Regions from separate parts of the Homo sapiens genome. Here region 1 is linked to region 2. A link is an interaction called in ENCODE POLR2A ChIA-PET data of the cell type or tissue named here. Cell type or tissue: Panc1. All regions are shown on one strand. Each heading gives the region's core, and the rest is flanking DNA. Links, peaks and the distances in the headings are about the cores only. Region 1 has its middle 210 kb from the start of BRINP1. Region 2 holds the start of LOC107987122 (a long non-coding RNA gene).

The links. ChIA-PET counts read pairs that join two places held together with the same protein. Peaks named below come from ENCODE experiments on the same cell type or tissue, not always from the same donor. Only the 100,000 strongest peaks of a DNase experiment are listed, where the experiment ranks them.
Region 1: POLR2A ChIA-PET joins it to region 2 with 8 read pairs; 2 of 35 experiments call an interaction of 5 or more read pairs at or near these places.

The regions. Positions count from the first base shown.
Region 1 is chr9:119,572,178-119,583,439 of GRCh38, forward strand. No RefSeq gene overlaps it. Among named protein-coding and RNA genes, the nearest start is that of BRINP1, 210 kb to the left of the region's middle. In Panc1, for the core only: no CTCF peak of the experiment used is centred there; no DNase peak of the experiment used is centred there.
Region 2 is chr9:119,963,520-119,974,781 of GRCh38, forward strand. LOC107987122 (a long non-coding RNA gene) reads right to left here and starts at 6,026. Exons shown (of 3, transcript XR_001746919.2): 1 at 5,575-6,026. It overlaps LOC107987123 (a long non-coding RNA gene), which reads left to right and starts at 10,148. Exons shown (of 2, transcript XR_001746920.2): 1 at 10,148-10,331; 2 at 10,618-10,803. RefSeq lists enhancers at 1-185, 186-781, 4,843-5,343. In Panc1, for the core only: CTCF peaks have their summits at 5,786 (motif pointing left) and 6,014; a DNase peak (open chromatin) is centred at 5,776.

The DNA of each region.
Region 1 (11,262 bases), core at 1,696-9,695, 390 kb before region 2:
TCATGAAAATGGAAAGGAAAGGATCGATACAAGAGACACTATAAAAGTAAAATTGACAGGGCTGGTTCAATAAGTGCTTCTTGATTGATTGACTAGAAATTAATGTCTGATGCCTTCTGTGGAAAGAAAAAAAAGCACACACATTATGCAACTGTTTAAAAATTGCTCCTTTATGTTCTCCTAGCTCTTTTAATGTCATCAAATGTCACCTCTTCTGATTGTGTGCATGTAATACGACATGTAATTAATCCTGCAGGTAGCAGGATGTGTAATTAAGCATATATGCATGGTGACTTGTAATTAAGCACACATTTATTGTGATGTGTGCATTGGTGGATGCTTCCTGGTGTGTGTAATTATGCATATGTCAGATGACATGGAATCACAACTCGTTCGGTGAACTGGCTAAGGTCTCAACTCCTATCCCGACCTGTTAATTGGTATTAATCTACCTCTTTTAGAAAAACATCTTTGGTAATTGAACCTGCTCTACTCTGAAGCATAAGCTATGGAAACATTCATGGATGCCAAAAAGAGGGCTCTATTTTCTTTCAATGTGTATGCAATTGATATACATCAATAATTCAAAAGAGAATATTAGGAGCAATTTCCAAACAATCTTCTATGTATAATAAAATGTTCTTATGAAGTCAACAAAATAACACACCTTCCCCAATCATTTCTCCTGTCAAAGAAGACAGCCTGGAACGGCGAAAGAGCATATTCTGTAGTCCTTAGTAATCTTCAGACAGATATTAAGCCATCCTATCTACCAATGAAGCCTGACTTGTCTACTTAGGATTGGTTTTGGGAGTCAGACTGAACTTAGTTCAATTCCTACACAGCGATTTATTAACTTCATTGGGCAAACTACTTGTCCGCTTTAAGCCTCAGTTTTCTAACTTGTAAAATAAGAATAATAATGATAGCATCTTGCTCAAGGTTATTAGAATCAAACGAGTTTGCATCAAAGGGCTTAGCATGAAATAAGATGCACACTTGTTAACTAGGTACACTTATATATATTATCGTTTTCAATCCCCACCATAATTCCACAACAGAGATATTATTCCATGCTATAAATGGGGATATTGAAGTTCAGAGGAGTTTGTAGTCTCACACAGCTATTAGGAAAGGAAGAAGTTCAAAGCCAGCCTATCAATGCTATATATTGTGCTTCTTCCTTTTGGTTATAATAAGACTTTGTTTTATTATAGGCTCTATATATAAGGGTGGCATATATATAACTTTCCAGCCTGCTGGACTCATTGGAGAAAATAGAACATAAATGTTAACAGTAGAAGTGCTGGAACCAAAAAAACCTAAATAAGAGTCCCAGATCTGTTACTCATCACTGGCGGGAGCTTAGCAAACTATTTCCCCCTCTCAGATCTTCAGTTTCTTCATCTGTAATATGGGACTATTAATACTGTACTCATAGTATTACCAAGACGATTAAAGGCAAATTTGTATGCAGTAGTAACCACAGAACCTGGCAAATAATGTTTGCTCAAGGGGAGCTGCCATTATAATTTTTTTTCTTTTTCTCCTTTTTCTTCTTCTTCCTCTTTGCAGCCTCTCAGCATCAAACACTTTTGCATGGCACCAAGTAGGATCATCTCAGGAAATGTGTGTTCAAGTGAGTTGAACCAGATGTTTTACTGAAAACCCTTAGGCCCGGAGATGAAACTTTTTACCTAGAAACTTTTTGAACAATGGAATGGGGTTCTCCTAGACCAAGGCGGCTTGTTGCTGCTGCATCAGCCTGGTAAGCGGATGGGCAGAAGAGGCTAGATCCCAGGCCCCAGCTTCCCAGCTTTCCCAGCCCTAACCTGCCTCCTTCATCTCAGTCTTGTGATTCAACTACAAAGCCTCCAGCATCAGACAAACACTGTCTGTCTCACATACTCAGTTATCATGTCAACAGTGAGACACAGGGCGTCAGAGTGACAGGGGTTTATCATGAGGCCGAAATGTTTGCTGTCTGCACAGGAGAATGGTTTTGCTGGAAATAAGGAGGGAAAGAACACAGGTGCCTGATGGGGCTTGGCAGCTGATTTTATTTCTTTGTCAGAAATAATCTTCACTCTCATGCTAAGGATAGAGAAGCTTAGGGAACTGCAGAGGGGAAGAAAGCTTAGATATCCCACCCAGATGGCATGCCAGACCCACTGAGATGGATGAGAACAGGAGCCAATGAGAGGCAGATCAGCTCCAGCCAAGGTCCCCCTCACCCATCAACTCAGAATACCATGACTTTCCTGGGGTGCCCCGTGAGCCCTATCCTTGCCAATGACCTTGATCTACTGGTTTGAAAGATGACAAGGCAAATTTGACTGCTGATTGTAGAAAATACATAGAACCTTCTCTTCATTACTCATCAGCTACCATTTTATTCCAAGACTATATGTCTTCTGATTCTGCCCTTTGATATCTTAGCTTGATTTCCCCACCTTAACACTTAATATTGCCCATCAAGGAACTTTGTTTCAGACCCATTGCTCTGGCATTCTTTACTCTTAAGAGTCACTTGAAATGCATTCAAGTGGGAAAACTTTCTACCATCTGTCTGGTATTTCAACCTGAAAAGAATACCCCACTTCATATGCGTGTACACACACACACACACCCTCCAGAAGAGAAATTGCTGGTCTAAATAGCAAAGCCTGATATTCACTGGGCTTCATTTAACTAGTGGGCAGAGTCACTGCTTTGAAGATGAAGCATATCTGAGCCCATGCTGCCTCTCCATTAGTGACTACCATCCTCCTGAATGACAGTCCTTGTCCCAGAGCCTGTTTGAGTAAGTAGATTCAAAGTGTGTTATGCAGACCCTACCATTTAGATCAGTGGAATATAGAATACTTAAGTTTGTGATTGCAGGCCTTGTATACCAGCATCTCTTAGCAAAGATGATTGGCCATTTGGAAAGTGCTTTGTGGGCCCACATATTTTTACTCATAAAATCTGTACCTTTGTTCCCCCATTTTACCATTTTCCATATAAGCATTGTTTCCTCTTCAGTGAGTTCCAGAGGAGATTAGCGATGAAATACCAAACCCTTACCCAGAACACTTTGTAGAAGCACCACCTTGGCTTTGAAGTCCCAGGACTCACCTGGTAAGTCCTTGAACAATTCAGACAGAAACACATTATTTTACAGTAGATCTAACAGTGATTTAAATTGATTTGGCATCTTAGTTGTGCATGTAGATAACCATCTTATCAAAGATAGAGATTTACATGTACAATATATATATAGAAGTCAGGGTTAAAAAAGATAACAATTTTGGGAAAGGCTTTTCGGATCTTAGGAATGCCACATTCAACAAATTGGTACTAATTTTCCCCCAAAGGACCAAGAACTACATTAGGTACCAGGGATTCAACATGAGTAAGTCATAGCCACTACCTCAAGAAGCCTCCAGTCTAATGGGCAGGAAGGCAAGTAAATAGGTCCTGATATACTATGATAAGTGCTATATGCAGAGTGAACACAGGGCACTGAGGCAGGCGTTCTGACTCATAAAGGACAAGTGGAAGATAAGTAGGGAAGGCAGAGGGCATTCCAGAAAGAAGGGCTAGAATGTGCAAAGGCAGGGAACTGAGATCAAACATGGCATGGATAAGAGGAGCTGCGTGGAGGTCAGTTTTGTTGGATCAATGGTATAGAGTAGATGTAAATGGGGAATGGTTTATAGTGCTGATGAGTGCAGGCTCAGAATGAGGCTACCAGAATTCAGACCTGAGCTTTGTCCCTTACTAATTGAGAACCTTGTGTAAGTTTTCTACCTTCCCCAAGCCTCAGCCTCCTCATTTGTACAATAGGGATCACAATAGTCCCTATCTTATAAGGTTGGCATAAGGATTAAATGAGCTATTGCCTACACAGTGGTTAGAACTCTGTGGGACACAGAGTAAGTGCTGAACAGAATGGTGGCTGGATGTGATATAGACAAAGAAGGGGACGGTGATTAGAATAAACCTGTGCAGAGATGAGGTTGGCAGAGCTCAGATCCTGAAGGCATTGTTAGTTGTGCTAAAAAATAAGATCTGAACTCTACCCATAAAGAGTTTGACAGGCCAGTTGCAGTAGTTCACACCTGTAATCACAGCACTTTGGGATGCTGAGGTAAAAGGATCACTTGAGCCCAGGAGTTTCAGATCAGCCTGGGCAACACAGAGAGACCACTATCTCTATAAAAAAATACAAAAATCAGCTGGGTATAGTGGCGCACACCTGTGGTACCAGCTACTCGGGAGGCTGAGATGGGAGGATCACTTGAGCCCAGGACGTCAAGGCTGCAGTGAGCCATGATCTCACCGCTGAACTCCAGCCTGGGTGACAGAGCAAGACATTGTCTAAAAAAAAAAAAAAAAAAAAAAAGAGTTTGTCATCCATAAGGGGAAAGACAATTACAACAGGGTGAGATAAATGTGACCATGTGGAGAGAGAGTGGGTGGTGATGAGGAAGCTCAGAGAAGGGCCTGGGAGCTGGTGGGACTGAGGGAGATTTCCCAGAGGAGATGAGGGTTGGGGGAAGTCCTGAAGGAGGTGACCTAGCTGCAACGCGGGGTTTGGGGAAAAGGACAAGCTGTGATGGGAAGGAAGCACTGCTCGGGTGTATGGTGCAGGCAGAAACTATTTCCAGTAGGTCAGGACAGGAAGAACTGCATGTTCTGGCCAAAAGTTCTAGATACCTAGAAAGTGCATAGAGAAAAGCATCATGGAACCTTGCTGTGCAGGTACCTTGGGAAGCAGTTTCATATATTCTCTCATTTAATCTTTCTTACTCCCTGAAAGGTATGAAATCCCCCTTTTACAGAGGAGCTCCATGAGGTCAAATGATTTACCCAAGATCATAAAGGTAAATGGTGGAACAGAGCTGTGAAGCCCAAGTTCATCTGACTTCAATACCTGGACATGCAAGCATTAATTTCAGATATCTAAACTTCAGGTAAGATGCGTCCCTGAACATGTTTTTCCAGAAGACAAGGAAGCGATTGTTCTAGATGAGAACCCAAGGGAAGTCCATAAAGCCAGAGAGTCCTTTTAAAGCATAAGTGCAGTTAAGTGACACTAGGAGATGAAGCAATTCTTAGTGTATTAGCATGTGTGTATGGATGGGTGCACATACGTGTTGCTGCATGTACAGGTGCATTACCAAGGCTATGCCCCTTTTGCTATTGGTTAGTTTTATTTGCTCCATATACATGCATTGCAGATAGGTTGGTAGACAGACAAACAGACTTACATATATGCAGATGGACAGATTAAGGGGGAAGGGGTCATAAAGGCATCTCAACTACCCTGGTGGTTGACTCTAATAAAACAGCTCTGTTGGAATAATGCAGTGTCTGAGAGATGGGGTGTAATATGGTTAAATGCTTTTACAGTTCCCCATTAAAGTAAGAGGATGGAAATTCATAAAATATTGATAGCATTTGAAATGTGTTCATTCACAGCTCTGCCCAGAATCTCAAGTGGTAGCAGGGTGGCTGGCCCAGGCAGATGGCATGCCTGAACCACTGCAGCCCCCCGATGCCCAAGTATCTAGGATGTCATCTGGCCACCTGAGCCTAGGATGGGAGTACAGTGAGAGGCAAGGTGGTGGGGTGGGGAAGGAGGGCTCATTTTTCAGTTCCTATGCCCAGAAAAGAAAGAATAGACAGAGGAGGTGTAGCCACCACTTACGCAAAATTGTAAAGTCAGCTCTGCAAAGTCGACAGGTCTCCAAGTAGACCTTTTATTTTTGTAATGCTTCTTCCACCACTCCAACCATGAGAAAGAATGAGGGTTTGATTCCACTCTCCACCCACTGGATGCAACTGATTGTGCCAGGAGTGAATGCCTGGACACAAGGGACTGATCAGAATCTTTTCCTGGAAAATCTTAAATGGTGCCCCAGGGAACCTGCCCTTAATTGGTGTACACAGCCACAGACTACTCATAACCCTGCTCCTCACCATGGAGACAAAACCTTCCAAGAGGACAAAACTTGCACAAAGAGAAAAGCAGAAACAGAGATGGAAACAGGTCTTATGACATTCAGAACCTTGGTTTAGTCAAGCCAGGGGAGCAACTGAAACACTGTTTTAATTAAAAAAAAAAACTAAAAAACTTTCTGGTTTTGCCTAAGAAAAATTGACTTCTAGAAAATGTTACCTTCAAACCCATTTTACTTTATATCCTCCATATGTTATCTAGTAATTAATAATTACATGTAATGCTTATTGACCATTTTCCATGTACTGATCATTTTGCTAAATTCCTTTAGGAATTTTCTTATGGAATCCTCCAAGTAATCCTATGAAGTTGCTGTTATTGTCATTACCATTTTATAGATGAAGAAACTGAGATTATAAGGGGAGATGCAGCTCCCTAATTTTGTGTATTTATTAAATAGCAGATCCAGGAATCAAATGAGATTAAGTTTTATGCCAACCTTATGTTCTTAACCAGCATACTCTACTTCCTCCCTAAAGTACTCCTGAAAATCTAGACTGACAATCTCAGAGTAGTGTGTAACTGATCCCCGGCTCTTGTCTCCTCCAGGCAATCACTCCATCGTCTACGTGTTCTCACAACCAAACAAGTATTGATACGGTCCCTGTCCTAAGTCAGGACCTCATCACCTCTCACCTGGGCTAGAGCCTCCTACTTGATCTCTTAGGCCCTAGTCTTTGTCAAAGAAAATCTGTCCCCCACTTTGGAAGTGTCCTTTTTCTTGTTATCAAATGCTGCTTTAAACATGCTACTAGTTTGCTAGAGAATCTTCAGTGAAAACACATTTTAAACCAGACTAAGGTCAAATTCTTCATGAGACATTCAATATTTTTCACAGGCTGACCCCAAACCACCTACAAGTCTCCATAACATCTCCTGTTCTCTGTTCATACTGGAAGGACTTCTCATTTCTAACACAATGCTTTTGTATGTGCATGTGTGTGTGTGCCTCTCTTCCTGTCCTTTTCCTGTTCTCTGGCAGAGCTGATCTTTTCACAAGATGACACAGTTTCTGAGAAGGAGATCTAGAGCTGAAACCAAGGTTTCCTTCCTGACTCCCAGTGTCTACTTGCTACGATAATTCCCTTAATGTTTTTTCCCCTCTTCTTTGATGAGGACACTGAGCTGTTCAAATTCTAAAATTCTGTACTTCTGTCTTTAGCAATGAAGGCATTAAAGATCTCTGTTACCATACAATTCCTGGGAAGAAAAATATTATCCTTTTTTTCTTGATTCGCAAGATCATAATTTGTCATACACTAGCATCTTTAAAGACTTTGAGGTGATGTGTCATAGGATATATATGTTCTAATACATAGGAGAGAAATGTCTAAAGTCTGCAATCATTTCCAAAATTATTGGAATTTATGAAACACATTCTATTCACGAAATGTCCTGGGATGGACCCAGGAAAGTCTAGGTGAAGGTCAGAATGAGACTATTTGGAGGGAAGACAAAATGGATAGGAGACAACAAAAATATTGTTATTTTTGTCTTTTGGCCAATTATTCCACGGATAAAATAATTATTAGGCTAGAAATTTTTTTAAAGGACTTTTAGTCCTTAACTTTCTAGCCAGTATAAAACTTCCCTGGCCGGGCGCTGTGGCTCAGGCCTGTAATCCCAGTACTTTGGGAGGCTGAGGCAGACAGATCACGAGGTCAGGGGATCGAGACCATCCTGGCAAACATGGTGAAACATCGTCTCTACTAAAAATACAAAAATTAGCTCAGCGTGGTAGTGCATGCCTGTAGTCCCAGCTACTTGAGAGGCTGAGGCAGGAGAATCACTTGAACCCGGGAGGCGGAGGTTGCAGTGAGCCGATATCGCGCCACCGCACTCCGAACTGGCAATAAAGTGAGACGAGACTCTGTCTCAGAAACAAAAATAACTTCCCTGAACAACGTATTTGACAGCTGGTAACCCAGTCTCTCCTACAACTCCTCTAGAACAGACAGTAATTGGTCTGTTCGGACTTTCTGTCTCTGCTGAGTTCAGTTTTGCCAAGTTCTAATTCTCTTTAAAAAGTATCAATTTCATGTGCTTTTCAAATGTATTCCATAGGATCATACAAAGCAGTCTCTTAAGATTTTTTCTTTTAATAGTTATTTATACCTTATTTTAAGTTTTATATTTCTATATTTTCCTCATTTTAGTTTTTTGATTCGTGGTTTGCTAGTGGCTTATTTTATTGTTTTTTTTTTTCAAAGTACCACTTTGGGATTTATTTATTAGTTCCATTTTTTCTGCTTTCTATTTAATTAATTTCTATCTTTATTAATGCCTTTTTTATGCTTTCTTTGAGTTTACTTTCTTGCAGTTTTACTAGCTTTTCTGAGTTAGGTGTTTTATATTTTTTATTTTAAAGACTGTATTGGTATAGGAATTTCATGCTATGATATTTTTCTCTAGAAAATGCTTTGGCTTCACAAAAAAATAGATTTTTTGTGTTATATTTTCACCGTTATTAGCTTTTTCAAATAATTTTATAATTTTATTTTTCTTTCCTCAATGTTTGTTTAGTAACTGTGTTGCTAAATATGTTGGTAGAGACACATTTTTTTAAATTTTTATATATTTCTACTTTTTTCAAATATTATCATAATTTTTATTATTTCTGTTTTATGGAATTTATTGCAGGGGTGTATTCGTGTATGTAGACATGCATATTGTCCTAAAATAAACATAAATGTGTGGATGTTCTATGCACACTAGAAAACAACTTTTATTCTGAGTTATTAAAGTTTGGAAACTTACTGATTATCTGGTTTAGGCCTTCTAAATATTATTAAATATTGTCCACTTTATGCATCTTTGCTTGAGTTAGATACATTAGATACTGCTATGAATTTAATTCCTTCTAGCATTTCTTGTAGTGGGATTTTTCAGTGCTAAAACCAGGAATGTCCTAGGCAAACTGGACAAGTTAGTCATCCTATCTAAATTCTACCTTTCCTCAGATTATGAATCCTGATTTATTTTATTTATCTATTTTTTGGTAACAGCTTCACTAAGATATAATGCACCTAGTTGGTGTATGGAACTTAATGTTTTTAGTATATTCACAGAATTGTGCAACCAATGAAATGAATTAACCACATGATGGAATATTATTTGGCAATAAAAAGGACTGAGTATTAATATATACTATAACATGGATAAGCCTTGGAAGCATTATGCTAAGTGAAAGAAGGCAGTCACAAAAGAGCTCACATTATATGCTTCTGTTGTTATGAATCATGCAGAATGGCAAATCCATAGAAACAAAAAGATTCGTGGTTGCTTAGGATTAGGGGGTTGGAGGGAAATGCAAGTTGGCTGCAAATGGGTGTGGGTTTCTTTGTTATACAAATAATAAAATAACAAAAAAACCCAAAACATTATTTGATTTATTTGATTTCATTTTTTACTTTAAGTTCTGGGGTACATGTGCAGAACATGCAAGTTTGTTACACAGGTATACAGGTGCCATGGTGGTTTGTTGCACCCATCAACCCTTCATCTACATTAGGTATTTCTCCTAATGCTATCCCTCCCCTAGCCCTGCAACCCCTGACAGACTACTGAGTGTGATGTTCCCCTCCCTGTGTCCACGTGTTCTCATTGTTCAACTCCCACTTATGAGCGAGAACATGTGGTGTTTTGTTTTCTCTTCTTGTGTTAGTTTGCTGAGAATGATGGTTTCCGGCTTCATCCATGTCCCTGCAAAGGACATGAACTCATCCTTTTTTATGGCGGCATAGTAATCCATGGTGTATATGTGTCACATTTTCTTTTTCCAGTCTATCATTGATGGACATTTGGGTTGGTTCCAAGTCTTTGCTATTGTGAATGGTGCTACAATAAACATATGTGTGCATGTGTCTTTATAGTAGAATGATTTATAATCCTTTGGATATATAGCCAGTAATTGGATTGCTGGGTCAAATGGTAATTCTGGTTCTAGATCCTTGAGGAATTGCCACCCTGTCTTCTACCATGGTTTAATTAATTTACAGTCTCACCAACAGTGTAAAAGCATTCCTATTTCTCCACATCCTCTCCAGCATCTGTTGTTTCCTGACTTTTTAATGATCACCATTCTAACAGGCGTGAGATGGTATCTCATTGCGGTTTTGATTTGCATTTCTCTAATGACCAGTGATGATGAGCTTTTTTCCATATGTTTCTTGGCCACATAAATGTCTTCTTTTGAGAAATGACTGTTCATATACTTTTCCCACTTTTTGATGGGGTTGTTTGTTTTTTTCTTGTAAATTTGTTTAAGTTCCTTATAGATTCTGGATATTAGCCCTTTGTCAAATGGATAGATTGCAAAAATTTCCTGCCATTCTGTAGGTTGCCTGTTCACTCTGATGATAGTTTCTTTTGCTGTACAGAAGTGCTTTAGTTTAATTAGATCCCATTTCTCAATTTTGGTATTTGTTGCCATTGCTTTTGGTGTTTTAGTTGTGAAATATTTGCCCTTGTCTGTGTTCTGAATGGTATTGGCTAGGTTTTCTTTTAGGGTTTTTATGGTTTTAGGCCTTATGTTTAAGTCTTTAATCCATCTTGAGTTAATTTTTGTATAAGGTATAAGGAAGGGGTCTAGTTTCAGTTTTCTGCATATGGCTAGCCAGTTTTCCCAACACCATTTATTAAATAGGGGATTATTTCCCCATTGCCTGTTTTAATCAGGTGTGCTATTTGTGACAAACCCACAGCCAATATCATATTGAATGGGCAAAAGCTGGAAGCATTCCCTTTGAAAACCAGCACAAGACAAGGATGCCCTCTCTCACCACTCCTATTCAACATGGTATTGGAAATTCTGGCCAGGGCAATAAGGCAAGAGAAATAAATAAAGGGTATTCAAATAGGAAAAGAGGAAGTAAAATTGTCTTTGCAGATGACATGATTGTATATTTAGAAAACCCCATCGTCTCAGCCCCAAATTTTCTTAAGCTGATAAGCAACTTCAGCAAAGTCTCAGGATACAAAATCAATATGCAAAAATCACAAGCATATCTATATACCAATAATAGACAGAAAGCCAAATCATGAGTGAACTCCCATTCACAAATGCTACGAAGAGAATAAAATACCTAGGAATACAACGTGCAAGGGATATGAAGGACCTCTTCAAGGATAACTACAAACCACTGCTCAAGGAAATAAGAGAGGACACAAACAAGTGGAAAAACATTCCATGCTCATGGATGGGAAGAATCAGTATCTTGAAAATGGCCATACTGCCCAAAGTAATTTATAGAATC
Region 2 (11,262 bases), core at 1,412-9,411:
TGCAGGACACCCACGGAAAAGCCATGGGAGCTGTAGCATAATCTGTGGTGTGGTGTGGCAAAGAAAGCTCTGGATGCTCCCAGCTCTCCTATGTGACCTAAGCAAGTCTCTTTTCATGTGGGGTCTCAGTTTCTCCATCTACAAAATGGGGAGAATTAATCCAACTTCTTTGTGGGCTTATTGTGAGGATTACATGAAATACAGAGTGTGAAAATGTTTTGAAAACTCTAAAACCTGTGGGCACATGGAGAAGCAGACAAGCATCACAGGAGTCAGGATGAAACCAGACAAGGCAGTGAACACACACACAGTCAGTGACTTGAGATCTTCTTCCTTGGGTGTGTGACCCCAAGAACATTCACCTTGGTCCGGGCTGCTGGCTGCAGCTTCAGACCCTGGCTGCCTCCCCTCGGGCTGGGCAGCATTTGGATCCCTGCTCACAGCCTCAGGCTGCTTCACATTCCAGACGTGCCACTTCCTCCCTCATGCTGTGACGAAGAAAACCACAAACAGATTTCCCATTAACTCATGAAAGCCTTGCTGCCTGGAAAGCAAAGCCTCCTGCTAGTCCTCAGCACTTTCCCAGGGGAGTATGGGAGAAGGCAGGTGGGGGAGACAAGGGCTAAAGGGGAGAGCACAATGCCAGCTCAATTGTCATACTTGGAGGGGACAAACAGCCAAGACCAAAAACCCAAGAAGAAACAGGAGGCAGCGTGATTCTCCTGTGCCAACTAAGTGCTGTGCTACCTCTGTATAATGACTTAACCTCTCTGAGCCTCAGATCCTAAAAAAACAAATTGTGCAAGAATATACTTCAAAAAGAATTTAAAAGCCATTGGCCATTTTCCTGCTGTCTTAACATTTACAACTGACATACAGAGAAGAATTTTGAAGTTATTAAAGCTTATCTATATCTATTCTCATAATCAATCTTCAGAGCAAACTTGGGAGTAAAATAACAGAAGTTCATTTGCACACTTTAGAGATTAGAAAATCCAGGCTCAGAGAGACAGTCCCCCTCTGTCAGTAGAAGAACTGGGTCACCTGACATCTCACCATATTCTTCAACGTCTTTGCCTCTCTCCCCTGAAAGAAGACTCTTTCTGGACCATAACATGCATAATGGTATGAACAACACTTAATTTGCAGCGCAAAGGCTGAGATTCTTTTTTCTTTTCTTTTTTTTTTTTTTTTTTTTTTCCCCAAGACAAAGTCTCACTCTGTCGCCCAGGCTAGAGTGCAGTAGTACAATCTCAGCTCACTGCAACCTCCACCGCCCCAGTTCAAGCAATTCTCCTGCCTCTGCCTCCCAAGTTGCTGGGATTACAGGCATGCACCACCATACCCAGCTAATTTTTTTTTAATTTTTAGTAGAGACAGGGTTTCACCATGTTGGCCAGGCTGGTCTTGAACTCCTGACCTCATGATCTGCCCGCCTCAGCCTCCCAAAGTGCTGGGATTACAGGCATGAGCCACTGCACCAGGCAAGGCTGAGATTCTTAGAGGTCAATCATCCCCCTGTCTCCACACCACCTCAGGTAAAAGACCTGGAAACTTAGAGAGATCTCAGCTACCAGACTGATGACTTTAATGCTATGAGGATACTTTGTTATTGGACATCTCTTTGGAATTGCTTTTCCTGGTTTCTCTTATGGGCAAAGAGTTTGCAGCATAGGATTACTTTTTATTGATAACCCAGAGAGGGGGCCTGTGAGAAAATGAAAAGTCTGTGCACTTGCTCAGGGCCAAATGGATTGAGCCTGATTTTGAAAATGCTTAGGATCCCTTTACTAGGATGGCGGATGAGCAAGAAAAAGAAGGAAGATTCACACCTCTTTAATCCCATCAGTGCCATAGCTGTTGTGGCTTGAACTGCATTCCCAAAAAAGATATGTTGAAGTCCTAACCCCTGATATTTGTGAATGTGATCTTATTTGGAAATAGGATTTTTGCAAATGCAATCAATATAAGATGAGGTTATACTGCAGTAGGGTAGACCCTACTCCAGTGACTGGTGTCCTTATAAAAAGAGGAAAATTTGGTCACAGAGATATGTGCAGAAAGAATGCCATATGATGATGGAGGCAGAGATTACAGTGATGTGTTTTCAACCAAGGAAGAGCAAGTATTGCCAGCAACCACCAAAGCTAGAAAGAGGCAAGGAAAGATTGTCCCCTAGAGCCCTCAGGAGGAGAATGGCCCCACAGGCACCTTGATTTTGGACTTCTAACCTTCAGAACTATAAGAATTAATTTCTGTTGTTTTGAGCCACCCAGTTTGTACTTTATTTATAGCAGCCCCAGGAAACTAATGCAATAGCATTGGCAGAACAGAAAATGAGTGGCATGTGTTACAACCACCAGAATCCACCTCCCCATGATGCTCTGGCCCTTCTGACTGGCAAAGCCTTTGTGGATTTTGTTGCCAATGTGGTCTATCCCGTGTCTTAGAGATCACACCAAGGCTCATCCCAGTCCAATGCAGAAAAAGTTTATGTAAACATTGTATAAGTATTAATTTTAGCGACTTCTAAATCTCTTCCCAATTTTGAGTGACTTCTAAATCTCTTCCCGATTTTTCCACCTGCCACCTTCCACCTTTCCAATCTCTTCCTGATTTTTTCACCTTTCCACCTTCCAAAAAACTATCTTAACCACCCACATTCACCCAATCATCCACCCATAGGTTAATCATATATTAATATAATATGTCCTACACAGTAGGACACAAAAGTGAAGGTGATAACAAGTCCTGTGATCATAGGAAGTTTAGATTCTTAGTGGCAGAAGCTATGGGAAGAAACATAAAATAAACATGTAATCTGATGAAGAAACAAGTTCAAATATTGAAAAGTGCTACATATTAAGCAAAACCAGGTAAGAGAACAAGAAGGAATGGAGGTGGGGGAGGCCACTTTCAGTTGGATGGTCATAAAAAGCTATGCTGAAGAAGAGTTTTTGAGACAGGTGGATAGAACCTTATATATATTTCTGAAAGTCAGTGGATGCTATTACTCATGAGGCTCTTCATCCTGTGAGGACTGATATTCCCAATATCTTATATCTTGATTCCATGTCCTCTACCTTTCCACTGGCCCAAACCTTAAAAAAAGCCTGAATTCTAGATTTCATATTCCTGGGAGTCAAATATAAATCACTATTTCCCTTCTCTTCCAGTATGCTACACTGTTTATAGGCAAGTGACTATATAATTTTTCATTCAAACTGGGACACTTCTGAGAAGGGGAGAGGCATTCTGGATCATTACACAGGACAACAGGCATAAACCAGGATGGTCCCAGACAAGCCAGAGTGTAAAGTGACCCAATTTACAGGCTGTAACTAGCTCCGAGATCGGTAAACTCAGTTTTTTAATGCAAGTGCTGTATCCCAGATCAATTAGCTAAGATGGAGAGGATGGAAGAAAGGTAGATATGCAAATAGCTGTCCAATCAAAGTCACCCAGCCTTAAGGTAAAGGCCTTTGCCTTCCTCCAGATTCACTGCATTCCTGTTACTACTAAACTTCTTTAGGATGAGTCATGATACATCAAAGATGCCAGCATGCCCCTCTTCACCTTCTTAATCCTTGGAAAATTACAGCTTACGGCAGAGGCTGCTAGAGGGCCCCCTAATATCCATGCTCCCCTTGTTTCATAACAACAGAATCTAGCTGCCCAGAATAGAGGGTACATTCTTCAGCTTCCCTTGCAGCTAGGTGTGGCCATGTGACTTAATTCTAGTGAATGGACGCAAACACAGGTGTTGAGTGGAAACTTTCACAAACCTCTCTGAAGATACAGTTGTTTGTTGGGTATCGTCTGCCCTTTCCTCCCTGCCTTCCTCCATAATTCTGTGACAAACATGGATATGATGGCTAGAGTTTCTCCTTGGACCTTGAAGTCAAAGGGCACATCATAGAGATGGTGGAGGGATGAATTGGAAAGAGCTGGGTGCTATCACATGACCAATGGTATGACCACCACTTGATTGGGAGGTAAGTGGCAGGTAAGGGTTGAGATTAGTTGTCAATCTAATCATCCCTTGCCTCCACACCACCTCAGGTAAAAGATCTGGAAACTTGGAAAGATCTCAGCCACCAGGCTGATGACTTCAATGCTAGAAGAATGATACTTTGTTATTGGACATCTCTTTAGAATTGCTCTTCCTGGTTTCTTTCATGGGCAACAAGTCCAGCCACTAGCAGCCGTGGACTTTCAAGTGAACAAGAAATAAGCTTTCACCCCATTTAAGCTACTCTGTAAGCACTCTCAGCTGTGCCTAATCATAACTGAGACCAAGTTCCTCTAATTCCTGACATGAATTCTACAGGGTGGGAGAACTGAGTCCCAGAAAGGGGATGTCCAAAATTCGTAATTAAAATTGAAAAATTAAATTAAAATATAGCAGGCTTCCCAACTTCCAGCTTTCACTATATTCATTCTCCTACTCAATAAACTTTTCTTGAACACAAACACTGTATCAGGCAGTAAACAGGTACTGAGTAAACAGAGCTGAGTAAATCAGGTTACTCTTGTCGGGAGCTCACGATCAAGAGAACAAATAGTAAAATTACAGTCTGAGAAGTGTTATACACATGCACGCACACGTGCACACGCACACACAAGGTAATGTAGGAACCCAAAAGAGGGAGGAGCATCTAACTGCTCTCAGGAGAGAATTCACAAGGGAGGCAACACTGGAGCTAAATCCTTAAGAAAGAATAGGAGTTTTCCAGTTGTGGAAGGGGGAAATGGCATTTTAGGCAAAAGTATGCAGGCCAGAGAGAACATGGAACAGGTGCTAGGCATAATAATGTCCTCCTAGAGATGTCCAAGTCTTAATCACCAGAAGCTGTGAATACATTGCCTTCCACAGGAAGTGGGGATTAAGGTTGCAGATGGAATCAGGGTTGCCAGTCAGCTGGCTCTGAAATGGGCAGATTAGCCTCAATTATTCAGGTGGGTCTAATATATAATCACAAGGGTCCTTAAAGCAAAGGAGGAAGCCAAAAGCTGATCATGGTTGAAGAGTAGATAAAGTGTATGAAAAGAGGTTGCAGATATGGGGGGGTCCATGACCATAGAGGCTTAAATTTCAAGGCAGACATTTTGAAATGCATAGGCAATGGGAAGCTGCTGAAGGATTCTAAGGAACGAGTGAAGTGGTCAGATTGCATCACAAAGAGGTCGCCAACTGGTGCAGAGGAGGAACTGCCAGAAGGCAGGAAGACTCCTGGAGAAGAAGTTGCAGTGGTCCTAGTGAGCCCCCCTGGTGAGCTGGGGCCACAGGGGGGCTGCCTCCTCTGGGCCCTTAGGACCCATGGGCCCTCCGCACCACAGCACTGGCTGCCAGGGGCCATGTTATGTTCCCCACTCCTTTCCTAGTGTCCTTCTGGAGGCAGCCTCTGCAGTGAAAAGCCGGACTAGAAGAGAGGTGGGCTTGAGACCTGCTCTACCATTTACTAACTCTGGGGCCTGAACCAAGTTACCTCACCGCTCCGCGCCTCAGCTTCCTCATTTGCAAAGCAGTGATGACAATCCTCTTTCAGGGTGCTTGTTTGGCATGACACTTACCAAGCCTCTCCATGCTTCCTATGAATGGCTGCATCATCCCGAAATGCTCCCTGCTGAGTAGACTATTCTCCCCGTGCTTTTAAGACTCCCACGTTGATTTCAGGAGGAAGCAACCAAACTGCAGACTTGGCCCTCGAAGCTCTCTGGAGCTGTGCAGTCTCCGGGCCGGTGTCCTGCACTATTGCTCAGAAGGCTGGGCGCCATCTAGAGGGCAACAGCGGCAACAGCCAGAAGGCAAGGAAAGCCGCAGTGATTCCCAAACATAACCAAAGGGGATGCGGGGAAGCCTGCTTCTGGCTCTGTGGGTGGATTCTATAATAAAATGAAATGTGAGATCATAGAACCTTTTAATTCTAGCATGTAGGAATTATGAAATTATAGAAAAATTAACTCTCTAAGCTATAGGGGTGGAGTCTTAGAATCACACAGTCTTTGACTTTTAGAAATAGAGAATGCAGTATTTCTAGTGTCTTCAGTTCTTATACCCCTGGGTTACCCCTTGCCTCAATAGAGTACAAATTCAAACTTTGAACATTGACACCCGGATCTCAGCCTCCAACACCTCACCTGCTTGACCGCAGCTCCTCCTTTTCTGACCAGTCACCCCCAGAAACCTTCCAAGGATGGCTCACCACCAGCCTCTACTGCCAGAACAAAAGCCCCTTGATGTCAAGGACTATGCCCTTCACCTCCTATCACCGGCACAGGGCCAGGCTCACAGTGGTGCAGGAAGGCAGCATGATCCCACTGTCCTCAACAGCAGAAGCCTATAGGTTCAGATCCCAGCTCCACTACTGGCTAGCTGGAGCATAACTTAACTTCTCTGGGCCCTTTGTTATTTATCTGTAAAATGGGAAATATCATAGTATCCACCTCACGAGGATATTAGGAGGCTAAGTTAACATAATCTATAGAAAGTACTGAGAAGGATTTCTGATACGTGATAAATGCTCGTGATAAATGCTTGGTAAATGTTAATGGTTTATTTTATTTTATTTTATTTTATTTTTTTAGATGGAGTCTCACTCTGTTGCCAGGCTGGAGTGCAGTGGCACGATCTCGGCTCACTGGAACCTCCGACTCCCTAGTTCAAGCGATTCTCCTGCCTCGGCCTCCCGAGTAGCTGGGATTACAGGCACACGCCACCACGCCCATCTAATTTTTTGTATTTTTAGTAGAGATGGGGTTTCACCATGTTGACCAGGATGGTCTCGATCTCCTGACCTTGTGACCCACCCACCTCGGCCTCCCAAAGTGCTGGGATTACAAGTGTGAGCCACCACACCTGGCCAATGATTCTGTTTTTGTTTTTTTTTGTTTTGTTTTTTTTGTTTTTTGAGACAGAGTCTCCACTCTGTCGCCCAGGCTGGAGTGCAGTGGCACAATCTCGGCTCAATGCAAGCTCCACCTCCCGGGTTCATGCCATTCTCCTGCCTCAGCCTCCCGAGTAGCTAGGACTACAAGCACCCGCCACCACCCCTGGCTTTTTTTTTTTTTTTTTAGTTGAGAAGGGGTTTCACCATGTTAGCCAGGATGGTCTCCATCTCCTGACCTCGTGATCCGCCCGCCTTGGCCTCCCAAAGTGCTGGGATTACACCCAGCCACCGCGCTCAGCCCAATGGTTCTTGATTATCATTAAAGTTGGGTTGAACTCTATGGGCAATATGGCAGCAAGGTGCCTTAGTTCGGAGACCTGACCAAACAGTGAGGGAAGCAAACAAGCAGGAAGAGGACCATTGGATATTGAGCACCCATGTGTGACAGGCGCATGCTAGGTGCCTTGCGTGTGGCTTATTAACTTCTGAAGGCAGGGCTTATGCTGTGTGCCAGCAGCTCAGTGCCCTGTTCTTGGACATTCTGATGTACCTTCCCTTCTTCTTTCTCTGTCATCTTTTGCTTCTCCATAAAACTTTCTCTGTCCCTCCAGGCTCTGGTAGCTGAGGGATTATCTCATCTCTCATTAACATAAAGGGAGTTAATGTCCAGCAATTAGCTAAAGCAAAGATAAAGAAAGCTTTCAATTCCTGTGCTGATTCCAATTAGTCTTGGCTGCCTGGAGTTCTAATCCGAGAAGTTACCCAAGGCCGTGTTGGTGTCCATGCATAAGAGTGCTGAAATAAATTGGTGATGTCTGCCTTGAGATTGGTGGGAATGAGTAGCAGTATGTGCGCCTTATACCCACCAGACCTCTTTGTGAAGAGGTCGGAAGATAAACAAGGTTTTGCCACTTACTCTATCACAAGTGTTTTAATTTTATTCATTAATCACATTTAATCTTCATAACAGTTATGAAGTAGGTGTGTTATCCCTATTATATAGATAAAGCAACTGAGGACCTAAGAGGTCACTGAAGAATTCATGTGAGTAAATCAAAAGTGTTTGCATTTTAAAGGAAACTTTAAATGGCTTTACTCAAAGGTATGGGGAAATTCTAGGCATCCTAGCCAGTCGGTGGGAAGAAATGTTGATGCAGAAAGTGTTTCCAATGCTCTGTAGATCACAAGGCATACAGTGTTATCCTCAGTCCTTTACACACCTTTGCTGAGAATGATTAGAAAATAGGCACAAAAAATGTTAAACTGCAGATGCATCTCACTTTAAGAATATACACACAGTACAGAAGCCCAGAATTCACACTGGCCAGGTTAAGGGCTGAACCTCCATTGAACAAAAGGATCTCTCTATAGACCAGCTTTCGAAGACATTTGCAGGAGGACCAACTTTGCAGGAGAGTCAGGCCAGTGGGACAGCACTGAGCCAGCAGACATGAGACCTGGGTTCCAACCTCCCTTTACCAGGAACAAGTTCTTCCCCTTCGTGGCTTTTTGTATCTCCATCCAAACCATGAGGAGGTTAAATAAGAACTATTGATCTCAGTATGGGCAACTGTACCTCTAAAGAATGATTTAGATAGTTCCAGGGCAGTTTTGGTTGTCACAACAGATAGAAGGGATTCCACTGGAGTTTGGATGCTAGACAGCCTGCGGCAAAAGAGAAGACCGAGCCAATGAAGAACTCGACCACACCCCACTCAATTTTGGGATGTTTCACCTGACATATAAATGAAAAGTCTACGTTGTAATTATCTGGGTCTAGATCCTAGTTCCATTTCACACATAGAGAAAGCATTTTTGCATGATTGTAACATACATGTATATACACTGAATTTTCCTGGATGCCGGTATCATGCAAATCCAGAAGAAATTGTGCTTGTTTGTTCAGATAGCTACTGTTTCAGAAAATTACAACTCGAAAGGCCATGCTGTTCGTGTATTTGGGTGGCCAATTCCACACATCCATTTCAGTAACTATCAAGCAATCATCTGTCTGCTATTATGTCTTCCAGTCTAGTCACATCCACTCATTCACTTATCAACATACATATTATTTTATTATAAATTACTTTGCTTTTTATTTTTCATTGACTTTGCAGTTTGGGCATTATATAGATTTTTAAAATGAGATGTCTAGGTGGGTTATATAATTTATGAATCCCATTTCAGGATAATAAAGGTAGCATCACAAAATATTAGTCTGGAAGGTTTGAGAATTACTAGGTCACATGACCCTTGGGTTCCTTCCAGCCCAGGCAAAGCAGAATTATTATGCAAAGAGAGACATGCCAGAATCACGTGCTACACATTACAGGTAGGCGAATGAGAGTAAATTATCTTGTTTTCTACAAATCATCCTCACCCACTAAATATCCCTTAGCCATTCCAGAATGTACAGTAATCTGCCCCACTGAATGCATCCTGTCTAATCTCCCAAAAAATAAAATTGCCTGGAATTGAGTTTGGGCACATTTGGTTCAAGAATGCTGCAGCTTCACTAGGTTGGAGCTGAGCACGTGCTCTTCTAAAATTTATAGTGTAATTGATTTTTTTATAAGCTATTCAGGCCTTATTATTTATTAATCTACCTGTCAAGGTTAATTTAAACTACTTCTCAATAAGGCAGTTTGACAACACCTTTGTTTTCCAGATTGACAGCCCTGGTGAATAAAGAGATGGCACAGCGATCCCTCTGCCCTTAACAGACACCTCTGGGAAGGAACCTCCAGCAGGGCAGTGCGTTACCCCGCCCTCATTAGGAAATGCAAGAGGCCTCCCATCCTACTGAGTGGGGATAGAATCCAAAGGTTACCCTTTTGTTTCCAAGTAGGTTGTAGGCCCCAGGACTTGCACCAGCCACCAAGTGACAACTGAGTCCTATAATCTGCACAGCTTCAACTACCCTTAGATATTCCCTTCCTTGCACATCGTCATGATCTTAATGGTTACTGCCTCCCAAGCTCATGGCAACAGTCTCCTAACTGGTTTCCTTGCCTCTACTTTTGTGTCTCCCCATTCATCCCAGGTGATCTTTCCAAAATGCAAGTATGACCACGCTACACCTCTGAACAAAGCCCTTCAGTGGTTCCCACAGAACCACTGAATGATTTCAATCATGTGGGCTTGAAATGCACAGAGTCAAGTTCAAAGTCCTCGATGCCCTGGCCCCTGCCTACTGCTCCAGCCTCATCTCCCATCACCCCTTCTCTGTCACCTTTTACTTTATGCCCCAACATTATCACTCAGTGTGCTGTTCCTTGCCATCTGCGTCTTTGTAATGCTGTTCCCTCTTCCTAGATCCTGGTCATCATCAAAACTCCAGTACGAATGCAGTCACTGCCATTTGCTGTCCTGACTACTCCCAAGAGGTGGATCATGTTCTGCCTCAGATTTATGTTCCTGAAATCCATGTATATTGAGTTGGTAAGCAACAAATACTTGTCAAGTGTGGACTGTGGGACACATATAGTGCTGAGACCTAAGGATACAACAGAGAACTAGAGAAAACTTGTACCTGACCTCCCACAACTTATGTCCACACTGTGAGCTCCTTCAAGATAGTTGTTCTAATGCACTTCCCAGCATGGTGCTGATGGAAGTACAAGGAGACAAGGCCAACATTTATTGAGCACAAGCCACCCTGCTTATACTTCCTTATTTCATATTAGAAACAATGCAACAAAGCTAGCATTTTTGTGTCCCCTTTCAGAGATGAGCAAACTGGAGTTCAAAGAAGTGAAACAGCTTGCCAATGTTTACTCAACCCATTTGTGGTGAGTCCAGTCTCCAAACACAGGACCGATTCCAAAGCCTCAACTCTAGTTCCACACTGTACTGCTCTCCTGGCACAGAGTTCGGACTTGTTGAATAAATCCCTGATATGCACCAAGTCAAATGCTCTTATTGTGTGTCTTCAATTTCTTTCACAGTAACAGGATAGGATAGAATGTCTTTGACTTTAATGACATTGAATGGCTGAGTCCACATTCCTGGGTAGATCCGTGATACACAGAATGTAAGGCCCATGGAGTCTGGATCTGGCCTGCCTTGGTAACATTGGGCCCTGTGGGAGCTCAGTGCATGAAATTCCCTGAGAGACCTTTTTTTTTTTTTGAAACGGAGTCTCACTCTGCCTCCCAGGCTGGAATGCAATGGTGTGATCTTGGCTCACTGCAACCTCCACCTCCTGGGTTCAAGCGATTCTCCTGCCTCAGCCTCCTGAGTGGCTGGGATTACAGGAGCCCACCACCATGTCCAGCTAATTTTTGTATTTTTAGTAGTGATGGGGTTTCACCATGTTGGCCACGCTGGTCATGAACTCCCAGGCTCAAGTGATCTGCCCGCCTCGGCCTCC